2 separate regions of the Homo sapiens genome follow, and region 2 is linked to region 1. A link is a contact called in ENCODE Hi-C or POLR2A ChIA-PET data. All regions are on one chromosome and are shown on one strand. Each heading gives the region's core, a stretch centred on a gene start or an enhancer-like site at or near the end of the contact. The rest is flanking DNA. Distances are from core to core; before and after follow the strand shown.

Evidence for each region. A loop is a pair of places that touch in the nucleus more often than their neighbours do. ChIA-PET counts read pairs that join two places held with the same protein, here RNA polymerase II (POLR2A). Pooled maps may share reads with other maps.
Region 2: a map of CD14-positive monocyte shows a loop between it and region 1 (2.7-fold over the local background). The contact joins two enhancer-like sites. A Hi-C loop is called at or near these places in 2 of 168 maps with a recorded cell type or tissue (CD14-positive monocyte and natural killer cell), 4 of 37 single-sample maps with no recorded cell type and 14 of 50 pooled maps. POLR2A ChIA-PET finds 5 or more read pairs at or near these places in 1 of 52 experiments (B cell).

Annotation. Positions count from the first base shown.
Region 1 is chr15:70,137,912-70,144,146 of GRCh38, forward strand. No RefSeq gene overlaps it. Among named protein-coding and RNA genes, the nearest start is that of TLE3, 43 kb to the left of the region's middle. RefSeq lists enhancers at 1,881-2,386, 2,891-3,394, 3,162-3,261. Within about 2 kb of position 3,785, at least 14 of the 41 ENCODE cell types and tissues checked have a DNase peak (open chromatin) inside an H3K27ac peak, as active enhancers do; they include CD14-positive monocyte, where a contact is called at or near this core.
Region 2 is chr15:70,483,307-70,489,541 of GRCh38, forward strand. No RefSeq gene overlaps it. Among named protein-coding and RNA genes, the nearest start is that of LINC02205, 20 kb to the right of the region's middle. RefSeq lists an enhancer at 3,431-3,490. Within about 2 kb of position 3,310, at least 8 of the 41 ENCODE cell types and tissues checked have a DNase peak (open chromatin) inside an H3K27ac peak, as active enhancers do; they include CD14-positive monocyte, where a contact is called at or near this core.

The DNA.
Region 1 (6,235 bases), core at 2,535-5,034:
TGACTGTCCCAGTGTCAGCATGTTGTTATGGGCTCGCTGTTTCATGTGGAAATGGACTAATAGCCCTGCAGAGCTCAGCCAATATGGGAGCGGGCATGTCACTTAGGCTGGCTGGAGCATGAAGCCAAAATCTTCCCACAGTGCCGGGGAGCCCTTCCCGAAGACAAGCTTTAACCATGGCCCAGCTGCCTAAGGAGGCAGGGCAGGCAGGGTGTGAGCCTCTGGATAATTTCTTTTCTGGGTGAAGAATCACAAAGACTGTAATTTGAGAATCTATAGAATCGTAACACCTCATTTAGCCAGTGCCATTAGGGAGTGAGGAGTTCCACATAAGTGAGTTTTCCAGATAATTGAACTTCAGTCCCTTAAGAGCCAAAGCTTAAAAGAAATTAACCAGTTTGACAGAAGGCTTTCTAAAGTATGTTCCTCTGCTTTCAGACCCTGGGTACCCAGAAGAGGTTTGGCCCCTTCCCAGCAACTATGATGGGACCCTCAACATCTGCTTCTGGGTTGGATGGGTCACAGTTTCTTCTAGGGTGGTGGTTCTCAGCCCACCTTAGCTGCGTGTTCAAATCTTTTGAAGAACTTTAAAAAAAAAGTCCGGATGCCCCTGCCAACCTTAGGTCATTTCGTTTAGAATCTCCAGAAGGCAGAACCAGGTATAGGTATTTATGAAAGCTTCCCAGATGATTCCAATATGTAGACATATCTGAGAACTGCTGCTCTAGGGTGCATTGAGTTTCCCCCAGTAATAAAAAGTAACATCGTCTCAGCAACCATCGTGCAAGTGACTGCTCCTGAGTCAGATCCTCGGCTGGTGGCCCACCTGCCTCATCTTCAATTCCTGCCACTATCTGGTGGTTTTAACCCTGCTTTTCAGATGGGAAAGCTGAGCTTCAGAGTGGCAGGAACTTGCCCACTTCACTTAGCTAGACAGCAGCAGAGTCACGGTGTCCAGCCCGTTTCATCCCAATGTCCTCCTAGGTAGGACAGCCCTAGCTGGCTCTCTGTTTGGAGCATTCTTCTCCAACTTGCTTTGGTTTTCCTGTTCCCTTCTTCACAGTTGGCTTCCAGCAGCACCTTCCCCTTGTTGCCTACATACCTTTCTCTAACCCTGCCATGCCATTCTGGCATCTGCCCAGCCTGTTCTAGCATCAATTTCTTCATCTGTGAAATGGGGATGGCACCACCCACTGCGCAAGGCTTAAACAGGGCATGTAAAACACCTAGCCCAAGTGATCACCCTGGAGGTGGTGGCTTGTCCTCCCAGATCAAATCCTCCTCCAAACCCATGAGGAACTCTCTAAGTCAACCCCACCTCCGCCTGCTGCTCCTCTACCTCTGATTTGAATCTGCCTGGCACTGGGAATCTGGGTCACTCATCTTGCTGGGACTATGTGCAAACTAAGAGTAAATAGGCTCCAAGTAAAGGCCTGAAAGATGGCCCTTTCTGTGAGAAATGCATGTGAGCCTAGTGCATCATCTTTGGCAATTTGTCTTCACTGCATAGGACCCACGAGATGGCTGTGTAAATAAATCAGCTCACTTCTCAGCCTTTTGTATGCTCCTTGAGGGATCCTGAGGCACCGGGCACGCTGACGGAGCTTCATCATTATTTGCTGGCTGTCTATTTTGGAGATCGCCCCTGGTTGGTCACCCCATGATGTATAAGGAGGATGCAGTCCCCTCTAAAGTCAGCTCCTGCTGCTGCTCTGTCCTTACCTCCCCCATCTCTTCCCTCTCTGGCCAAATGCGGCTTCTCAGGAGCCTCTGAACTGGTCCCGAACATCCTCACCTTGATGCTTTTGTGTCAGCTTCCCCCATGCTCCCTCCTCTGTAAGCCCTGCCCTGCTTCCTTTCAGCAAACACTTCTTAAGAGCTTTTGTAGACAAGGAAGGTCAGTGGACCAAGCTCTGAGAGGGAAAGACAAGCCTTACCAGGACCCTTTCCTCAAAGAGCTTCTACCACAGTCCTGGCCTTTGGGTAAGGAGTCCAGTCTGTTCCATTATAGCATCGATTTCTTCATCTGTGAAATGGGGATGGGACCACCCACCTCATGAGGCTTAAAGTAAAGAGGGTGTGTAAAATACCTGGCCCAAATGATCACCCAGGACGTGGAGGCTCATCCTCCTAGAGACCAGACCAAACCCTCCTAGAAACCCACGGAGATCTCTATCAAGTCAACCCTGCCTCCCCTTCTGACTTCCTCTACCTCTGCTGTTGGGCTAAGACAGCTCCTATGAGATCAGTGAGGCTCAAATAAATGTCATTCCTCCCTGCCCAGCTCTTGGCAGGACGAGAAGTTTACATACTCCCTGGGTGGAGAGGTGGGGGTGGGTGCCAGAGCAGAGGAGGGGCTGGAAGAAGCACTGAGTTCCAGTATTTCTGTAGCTAGGTCTTCAGGAGATGACTCTTCACACCAGCCTTTGGTCCCAGCTCTCTGTGCCCTGGGCTCACCTGGACATACCTCTGCATGCCTTCGTCTGCTCTTCCCAGCCAGAGGTGGACTCTGTGAGAGGGAGCTCCCTCTTCCACCTCCAGTGGCTCCTGTAGGCCCAGCCCAAGAGCAGAGGGCCACTGTGTTCCCCCACTAGAGTCTGATTCTTTCGCCCACATTACCTCCAGCCTCTCTGAATACAGGCCTTGAGAGACCTGAGCATGTATGGGCTTCCGAATGCAAACAAGGAGTGAAGTATTTCAAAACCTGGTATTTCACCAGAAACGGCCCTTCAGAGGGGCCCAAAATACACAGCTCGGTGTTTGCACTTCAAAGAGTGGGAGGCCCAGTCAAGGCTCCAGGCAGCCAGGTCTTCCCTGTGTCAACAAGGGGAAGGAAAGCAGCTTGGCCCTGTCTGGGGCATCCTGAGAAAGGGGTTTTCCGACTGCAGCTGGAGAAGAAGGCAGGGCAGGGAAGGGCTGCCAATCCCCGGGGTGCTTCCTGCAGACGGCGTGGAGACCCAGGGGCTTTCTTGTGAGCTCACAGAGGAACCTTTTGGGGAATTCCCCAATGATAATGACAATAGTTCCCGGTTACTGCCTGTGATATGCTAAGCTCTTTCCATGGTTTTTCCCATTCATCCTGATGAGGCCGGCAGTACCAATCTTCCCATTTTGTAGATTTGAAAACTGAGGCTCAGAGAGGTTTGGATGACATGTAGGTTAATGGCAGAACTGGATTTCAGTGCAGGCCAGCCTGCTGCCAAGGCCTGTGCTCCTGATCAGCATGTAAAGCTCATCCCCTCTCCCTCTAAGGTCACTGAGCCCCATCAGGGTCTAGGCGCTGAAGATACTGAGAGAAACAAAGTACAACCCCTGTCTTCACTGAGCTGCCAGTTAAAAGGAGAACAGCCTCGGAGACCAGTGGCCACCATGTGAAAGTGAAAGTGCTTTGTCAGAGGCTTTCTGCACAGTCGTGGGAGTGGGAAAAGGAAGCACTTGCCTCTTCAGGGGCCCTATGGAAGAGGGGGCCAGCAAGCTAAATCTGGAGAGAAGAGATAGCATTTGCCAGGTGGGCAGAAGGGACAGCACCTGTGGCCAGCCAGACCCTGCAAGCTGTGTTTGTTGTGGTCACTGAGTGGGCCTGAGTGCCGCAAAGTGAACCACTCACTCTGAGGTCTAGGTGGGGCTGTGGAACTTGGAGGATTTTAAGGAGCAGGGAGAATGAGCTAGGCACTCTCAAAGGCTCAGGTAGATGTGGAGGGGGCATGGAGCAGACACAGATTAGCCTGTCCTGACCTCTCTTAGCACATCAGACCCCAAGAGGACCCCGGTGACAATTTCTCAAGACCTCATGACAGCAGTGTGGGTAATGATGACACAGTGGTGGTGTCTCAAATGCACCCAAAACTTATCAGTGTCACTGTTTTTGACAGATCCATCCTTAGCCCAGGCCCAAGATGCAGGCATTTTCACTCCCATGGGACCCACGAGAAGAGTGGAGTGGTTCCACATCAGGAGAATGGGACGCTTTGCGGTGTGAGCCGGGGGAGGCCCTTTTGCTTCCCTCTATGGAGCTCAATTTTTTCAGCAGAAAATGAAGTGGACAGGATGATCCCTGAATTCTGGCTTGAACAAAAGCTCCCGCGTGGCGCTGAAGGTGGAGGTGGTTCGGCTCAAGGAATCTACCCTGTGAGCATGAGGAGTTGAGACAAGCCTGGGCTAGGAGAAGGACACCAGCCCATGACCCAGGCTAAGCTCTGTCATGGGCAGGATGTATAACCACCACAAGTCATTTCACTGCTATAAAATAGAGATAATAATCCCTCTCCTGTTCACTTATGGGCTTACTGTGAACATCAAATGAAATAACAAGCACAGAAGTGTTTAAATTGTAAGGTATGGTGTCAAGTTGAATCATCTTCTGGTTCTTGAACCACAGGGACCATTTAACCCAATTTCCTCATATTCCAGAAGAGGAAACAGAAGTTCAGAGTGGCTGTGACTCGTCCAGTGTTCTCTGTGGCAGAACTGAGACCAGCTCCTAGATGCGATCTCTTCTCTTTAACCACCGCTGTGGCTGCTATGATTCAGAGACCTGACAACATTTTGTCATAGAAAAAAATTCAACCACCTCCCCGCCGCCACCCCCCACCCTGCTGACCCTTGGCATGGAGTATCTCTCTGCCTTCAAAAGAAAAGAAGAAACAAATTCCAAACCCCAAACCCCACTAACTGCAGAGCAGCTGCTTCTCAGGGAAAGCGGCCACCCGGAATGTAACGCGGCAGAAACCGGTCTCACTGCCTGCCACCAAGCAAACGTGGCCTGTTCTGATGGCTCAGTGGCCAATGTCTTCCTGTCACCAAGCTCCTCCAAATCGCGGGGGAGATTGTTTTGACATTTGATTAGCCACAGAGTGTAACTTGTGAGTGCTTGAGCAAGCCGACTCTCAAGCAATGGCATCGCTGAGTGCTTTAGCCTGTTAGAGATACCATGTATCAGGGAAAGCGATGGCGGGCAGGGCTCCAAGAGGGAAGATAAGTGGGCTGTTGGGAGAAATTAATACGAAGAAAGGAAGCGGCGAATGAAGTCAAACGAAAACAGGGTCCTGTGATATCCATGACTCATAAATTTCATTGATACCCAGAATGTGAGTTCCCTGCTCTCCCTCGAGTTAGTAAACTGCTTGTCCTCAGGGTGACCCTGCGGGAAGATTCAGGGGCAGGAAGGAGGTGGGAGGAACAGGCTGGAAAGCCCGCATAACTTTTAGGTGGAGCTTGCACAAAATGCTTTCTCTCCTGCAGGGAAGAGCCTATGAAGATGGCCCTGAGAACAGATGAGTGCCTGCCTAGGGCGTGATTCAAGGGGGAAGAGGTCACCAAAGGAAGGCAGGAAGGTGATAATTGTGGGGGTGGGAATGGAGATTGGAGGGACCCAAGACAGAAGTCACAACTGAATCCTTATTTCTTTTTTTTTTTTTTTGAGATGGAGTCTCTCTCTGTCTCCCAGGCTGGAGTGCAGTGACGCGATCTCGGCTCACTGCAAGCTCTGCCTCCAGGGTTCACGCCATTCTCCTGCCTCAGCGTCTCCGAGTAGCTGGGATTACAGGCGCCTGCCACTACGCCCGGCTAATTTTTTGTGTTTCTAGTAGAGACGAGGTTTCACCGTGTTAGCCAGGATGGTCTCAATCTCCTGATCTCGTGATCCGCCCACCTTGGCCTCCCAAAGTGCTGGGATCACAAGCATGAGCCACCGCGCCCGGCCTGAATCCTTATTTCTTAGCAAGGTTGTTCAGGCCACCCTACTCCAAACTATTTATTGCCATGAGTCCCTTCATTATCTTTAACCACCATAAACCCCCTAATGTGAAAGACTGAGTCTGCCAAATGAATTAGGTTTTGCCGACAGCTCAGACCGTGGAGTTCCGTAAGCCTGCGGTGAGAGCTAAGTCTAATCTATGGGGGGTTCTCAGTAGGATGTTTGACATGTTGGAAACCACTTGGGGACCCCTCTGCTTTCTGCTGGACTCAACTTAGGCTGGCAGCTGTTGATCCTGTGCTGTCACCTCCACCCCTCCCGCCGGTGCCCATGCCTCGGGAGCCATGATGGAGAGAGGTCAGCAGGAAGGGGAGTGAAGTAGTGGGAAAGGCCTGGCCTGGGAAGCTGGGGAGGGGTGTGGTCCCAGAACATAAGGAGGGGGAAGACTAGGAGAGGTGTCATATCAGGGGACTTCCTGGAGCTGTGGATTTGCTAATGCTGCCCTCTCTTCACTCTAAGGCCCTGTCTGTGACATCAAGT
Region 2 (6,235 bases), core at 2,060-4,559, 340 kb after region 1:
TGAGTTGTGAGCAGAGCAGAACTCACAGAGGTCACCTGCAGACACAGCATTTAATTGCAGGTGCGAGACCCTCCAGGCTCTGTTTTCCTTCTGGTGTGGAGACTGGTGAGGGTCAAGGTGATGGCTGCTCTCTCAGCCCGAGCCTCAGTGACTGATGAGCAGAGCCTGCTTGCCTCATGCTTTGGGACTGCCGTGATTTTCTTCTATAGTAGCCCACATCCAGCTCAGTGTTCTTCCTGCTGACATCTCTCTCATAGTGGCACAAAAACAAACAAGTAAATAAGCTTTACCCATCAATTGAGGTTTGACTTCTCACAGCTGAGAAGGGTCTGTGGCACAAGAGTGAGCCACAGCCCTCTGGGTGGGAATCCCTGCTTGAGCAGATGGCCTAGGGATATAACAAAAGGAGGAGGTGCACCAGGGAGGAGCGGCTGATAAGAAGAGGAAGGAAGAAGCAGCAAGAAGAAAGATCATTGACAAGCCTAACTGGGAGCTTCCACACTGAAATACGCTTTTCCTGGCCAGGGAAAAAACTCTCAGAAGGCAGGGGAGTTTTCAGAATGCAGGCTTTGTTACTGGGCTGACCTGGGTTCCAATCATGTCTCTTCCACTTAGTTCCTTTATGTTGGTCAAGGAATGAATGATCTCTCTAATCAGTAGTCCAGGCCCCATCATTTTCCTGCTTAAATTCTTCCCATGGCTCTGCAGCTCTCAAAGCAAAGCAAAACTGGAAAATGCATGACATGCAGGTTGTCGCTCCAAACTCCCTGTCCCATGGAAGATATCACCCATGGATCAAAGCACTTTTTCCTAAGACCAGATGCAGCCTCAGAATCTTTCTTAACACAGTGCTTCAAGCAGTCACCACTAATCCAACACAGTTGGCTTTTAAGATAAAATGTTTTTGCCATCTTTAGCCTTCCAAATGTCTATAAATGTTGTAATTTAGGTCCCATCTGCTCTCCCCGCCTTAACTCCCAGAGGTCTTCCTCACTTATTTTATCTTCCAGTCACATTGAATTAGCTGTCATTCCCTAATTAAACCAGGTTCTCTTACCCCTCTTTGCCCTTGCTCATGTTGCTCTCTCCATCCCATTCCACTCCCCACCCTGAGCCCAACCTCAGATTCCTGGAGACCCTGCGTAAGTGTCAGCTCAAGGGTTCTCCACGTGCTTATTGCACCCTGTGTGTATTTCTGGTGGGGTGCCACGCTGGATGGCAGCTGTGCACTGCTGTGACAGTGACCCCCAACAACCTGAGGTCTCCTAAGGGCAGAACCATGCCTTTTCATGTTTAGATGCATCCCTCTACCTCTCCCTAGCACTGCTAGGGAGTCCTCCCAGTGAGTCCCAGATAAAGATGAAGAGAGTAAAGAAATGATGAAAATGCCAGGGAGCAGGCAGAGACTACAGGGCCCACACTCCTCCTCTGTCAAGTGAGGGTAAGGACTTCTCTGTCAAGACTGGCATAAAAGAGAGATAACATATGTAAAACACAGTGCCCGGGGCATGGGAGGCACTTCCTAAATATTTGTGGAGGAAATTAAGGCATGAAGGAAGGATTAAATAATGAAAGATGAAGAGAGGAAGAATAAATTGGAGAAGGAGGAAACTAAAGGCAGAAGGAGAGAAGACAAATTCTGAACAAGCACCTATCATGTATCACGCACTGTTCTAGGCCCCAGGTATACTCAGTGGTGAAAAACAACCCCAGATACATTGCTGCACCTAGGAAGCTCACAATCTAAAAGGAAGAAAAACCACCTTCTTAACCCAAGTGTTGGATCTAGGCCCTGCCATCCTTTCCCAAGACTTGAATCTCTTCCCATGACCTTCAGAATCAAGGCCAATCTCCTTAGCTCAGCATTGCAAAGTCAGGGTAGGTAGACTATGCTGCAGTAACAAACAGCCCTCCACATTTCAGTGACTTACACAAGTGTATTTGTCATTCAGACAAACCCACTGCCGTTCCAGTGTGGACTCCAGAGTGCTATCCCCACTGTGTTGACTCAAGATTTTGGGGTGTTTTGTTTCAGTGGCACCTCCATATGTCATATTGCCCATTTCTCTTCTGCTCAAGACAGTGAGGTTGAAACTCCAAGCCTCATTACAGAGCATTTGCTGGGCTATCTCTGAACCATTGCACAGCCTTGCCTCCTGTAGAGAAGAGGTACAACCCAAGTGTCCCACAATGGATAATTAGATAAAGATACCATGATATCTTTATCTATCTATCTATACACACACACACACATACACACACACACACACACACACACACACACAATGGAATTCCATTTAGCCATAAAAAAAAATGGAATCCTGTCATTTGAAGCAATGTGGATGAACCTGGAGGACATTAAGTTAAGTGAAATAAGTCAGGCCCAGAAAGATACATACCACACAATCTCATTCATATGCAGAATCTAAAAAGTTGATCTCGTAGAAGTAGAGAGTAGAATGGTGGTTACTAGAGACTGGAGAGGAGAGGGCGAGGAGGCATGGTGAGAGGTTGGTCAATAGGTACAAAGCTACAATCAGGTAGCAGGAATAAGTTCTGCTGTTCTATTACACAGGAGGGTGACTATGGTTACAATATTATATTGTATATTTTAGAGTAGCTAGAAGAGAGGATTGTGAATGTTCTCACCACTAAGAAATGATAATGTACGCGGTGATAGATGTACCAAATACCCTGACTTGATCATTACAGAATGTATACATGTATAAAAACATCACACTGTACCCCATGAATATGTACAATTATTGTGTCAATTTAAAAATTAAAAATAAATAAGTAAATAAAGGCATGGACAATTAACAAGAAGACACAGCCAACTCACTCCCACCTTGCCCAGCTGGAAAGTGTTGAAAGATCCTGAGATTCTGATGCCATGAGCTCAGCTGCACAGGAGGGCATGGGAGAGAGAGGCGGAAGCAAAGTGTCCGGCAACTTCCCTTTGGGCCTCATCTTCTCCACTGAAAAATGGGTAGATCTGCCTCTGGGAAGGGTCATACAACTCCAAGCAGCTGGAGTCTACCTCCCTGCAGATAGTTCCTACCCAGGGGCAGCTATGAGCCTGGCCTGTGAAGTGGAGAGAGGGAAGAAATTCTTCTTGAGGTTGGACATTCTCAGCCCATGGCCACCATGTGTCAGCTGAAGGGAAGCAAGCCAGGGAGTTCAAATAGAGAAACAGGAAGAAAGCAAACCAACCCATCTCCCTGGTTTCCCCCACGCCGCTGCAATGCACTAGAGGATGAACCAGCTCGTTCTCTTCACTTCTTTTTCTCTTGGTGGTAGCGGTAGGGCCAGAGGGTGAGTAAGCCAGAAGGTTCCCCAGTGTGGTCTCGGTTAAGGTTACTGGATACTTGCTTCAGTCCCATGGGTGATGAGTTCAGTGTCAACTCACACCTACCCCACCCCACCCCTGGAGGCCCTCTCCTGGGTTTTTCTTTCCTCTCCCAAGTTCAAGTCAAAACATGGTCAACCCCCCACACTTCCCTCACCCCTGGCCCGGCCCAACCAGCCCCTAACCAGAGCACAGGGCGCAGTCCATAACCACATCTTGCAACATGATTCACTGCGTCTGTGGAGGGACTGATGCAATTGTGGGTGAGGAGTCATTTCTACTGATGGGGAAACCACAGCAACCTGGCCAGGGGTGGGAGGGCAATCCATGGGGACCTACCCTGAGACAGGCCGCGATCAAGAACCCTCAGCGTCCCCAGAGCAACCCAGCCACACCATGACTGAGGCCAGAGAGCAGAGGCCCAGGACATGCTGTCCTCCTGCGGAGAGGCAGTAGGCTGGGGGCCGGGAGGAAGGCAGGGGTCTTGGCAAGAGAGGGACTGTTCAAAGACAGCAACTCTTCCAGGAACCCCCAGAGTGATCCATCTTTCTCTGTGAGCAACATGGACGTGTGAGGTTCTTGGAGGAGGCCAGGAAACCACAAGCAGGAAAATCGCTTTCTCTGGGTGCTGGGTCCGTGCCTGGACCAAAGATTGAAGCCACATTGCTGCTCACTGCACTACATGGGAAGCACACACACATGCCTGGAGAGCATGTACTCCCACCGCCAGAGCAGGTGCCCAGGAGACACACAGAACTGAATCTGAAATTGCAGGGGCCCAGCAGCCTACATGCTGTGGCCTGGATCAGCTGGGCACACCTGCCTTGGGTGCCTGATCTACTGTTCATTTCCAATGCCCAGCTCAGCCACCTGCCCAGTGGACCCTGCGCTTATCCCTCTGGCTATGTGAGCTCAAGCCAGCAATTTCCCCTCTCTGGACTGCCCTCTCTCTCTTCCGAACCCTAGTGCTCACTTCTGCAACTTAGCAAGGGATTATATGATGCCCCGTGACAACACTTGCTCTTTCCCTGTGTTTCTATCTTATTTCTCCATTTTCATCATAAGCTATTCTAGACAGGGCTGGGCTAGCCTCGAGAAGTTATCCCTGCCCCACCTCTACTCACTGATCTTGACGCATCTCTGCAGAGGAGGTATTTTTACCCTATTCCACTGAAGAAGAAACTTAGGCCCAGGAGGTAATAGAGCCAACAAGGACACTAGTAAGGGGCAGACTTGGAGCTAAGACTCAAATGCGCTTCAAAACCCCTGCCCAGCATTCTCTCCAAACCCCAGCCACCTAACCCAATTCCTTCATGGAGTCTCCTGGTGAAGGGCCAAAGAGATGAGGATCTCTCCAGAAGGTACCAAGCAAGATGTAAATATGAGAGAGAATAACGTCTGACCTCCCAGATCTGCAGGTCACAGACCTACAGCTCCAAGATCCACATTTTTTAAAATGTGCCACCCCCCATCCTCACCGTCCCTTTGGCTCACAGTCTGGAGGCTCCCTGGAGCACCATAAAAGACAGAACTTAGCCATCCGTGTGCAAGCCTGACCCCTGGTGACCAGAACCTTGAACTGCATGGCCAACCAGGCAGGCCCAAGAAATTAAGAGATCTGGCACTCACTCACTTGCCCAGCAAACTTCTGACCAGCACGGAGCTTATGGATTAGGCCACATCTACCTACCCTTCAGCCCAGGTGACTCTGGAACCACAGGCAATGGAGCCTTATTAACCTAACCCCTCACATGGCTAGCACATATGTCCATGATGAGCATAACTCATGCATCATGAATCCCACAGCCACCTGGGAGGCAGATGAAGTCCTAGCCCCCATCTAGAGAGAAACAAACTGAGGCCAGAGCAGTGAAAGCAATGCTCTGAGACGTCACAGAATCAGTGACAGATGCTACGCTCAAACCTACAATTTTCTGACTTAAAATACCATCCCTTCCAATTTTCCTAACATCCCCACCCTCTGGTCACTAAGGGGCAAGAAAGAGATGAGGGAACATGGTTCCCAGGACACCCCACTTAAAACAAGCGGATTTTTCCAAAAAAAATAAATTTACTTAAAATAGATATACTTATTTAAAATAAAATACATGGAAGATAGCTTTCCCCCTTCTCTCAATCAATAGCCCAGAAGCACAAGATCCTTGACCTGAGAGATTTCAGGTCCAGAGGGGATGGACTAGACTAGGGCTGCCAGGTTAGCAAACGACCATACAGGATGCTCAGCCACATGTGAATTGCAGGTGAGTAACACCTACACCACTTGGGATATACTTATACTTAAGTGTGGTTTACCTTGAAGTTCAAGTTTAACTAGGATCCTCTATTTTATCAGCCAACCCTAGACCAGATGCCACTGGGGAATGGGAGAGAGGGGCAGCCAGGCCAGAGGGGTGCAGGAAGAGCCTGAAGCCCTGCCGCGCGGGGAGAGAGGTGGGAGATGAAGCAAGAGACCTACATGGGAAGGTGGGAGTCACGGAGGCCTTGAGTGGGATGAGTGTTTTCTTGAGGATTATTCTGACAAACATGTGAGGAATAAGCTGAGGGGGGAAGTGGGGACGTGGGGGGTTCAGCTGGTTAGGGAGGGATGCCAGGGTGCCTATGGGATGGCGGTTTGTGCATGGTTGCCTGGCGGAGGTTGGGGGAAGGAGTGGATTCTGGATCCATCCCGAAGGTGGAGCTGGCAGAAACGCCGCCTTCCCCTGCAGCTCCCTTTGAATCTCTGGCCTTGGTCCTTCCCAGTTCTGCCCCTCAAACACCCGCTGGGTTCCCAGCCCCAGTTCTGACTTCCCCTCTCTTTCTTCTCCCCTGTGTCCTCCTCACCCCATTGCACTCTGAGTTAACAAAGGCAAGGAGAAAGAGTCACTT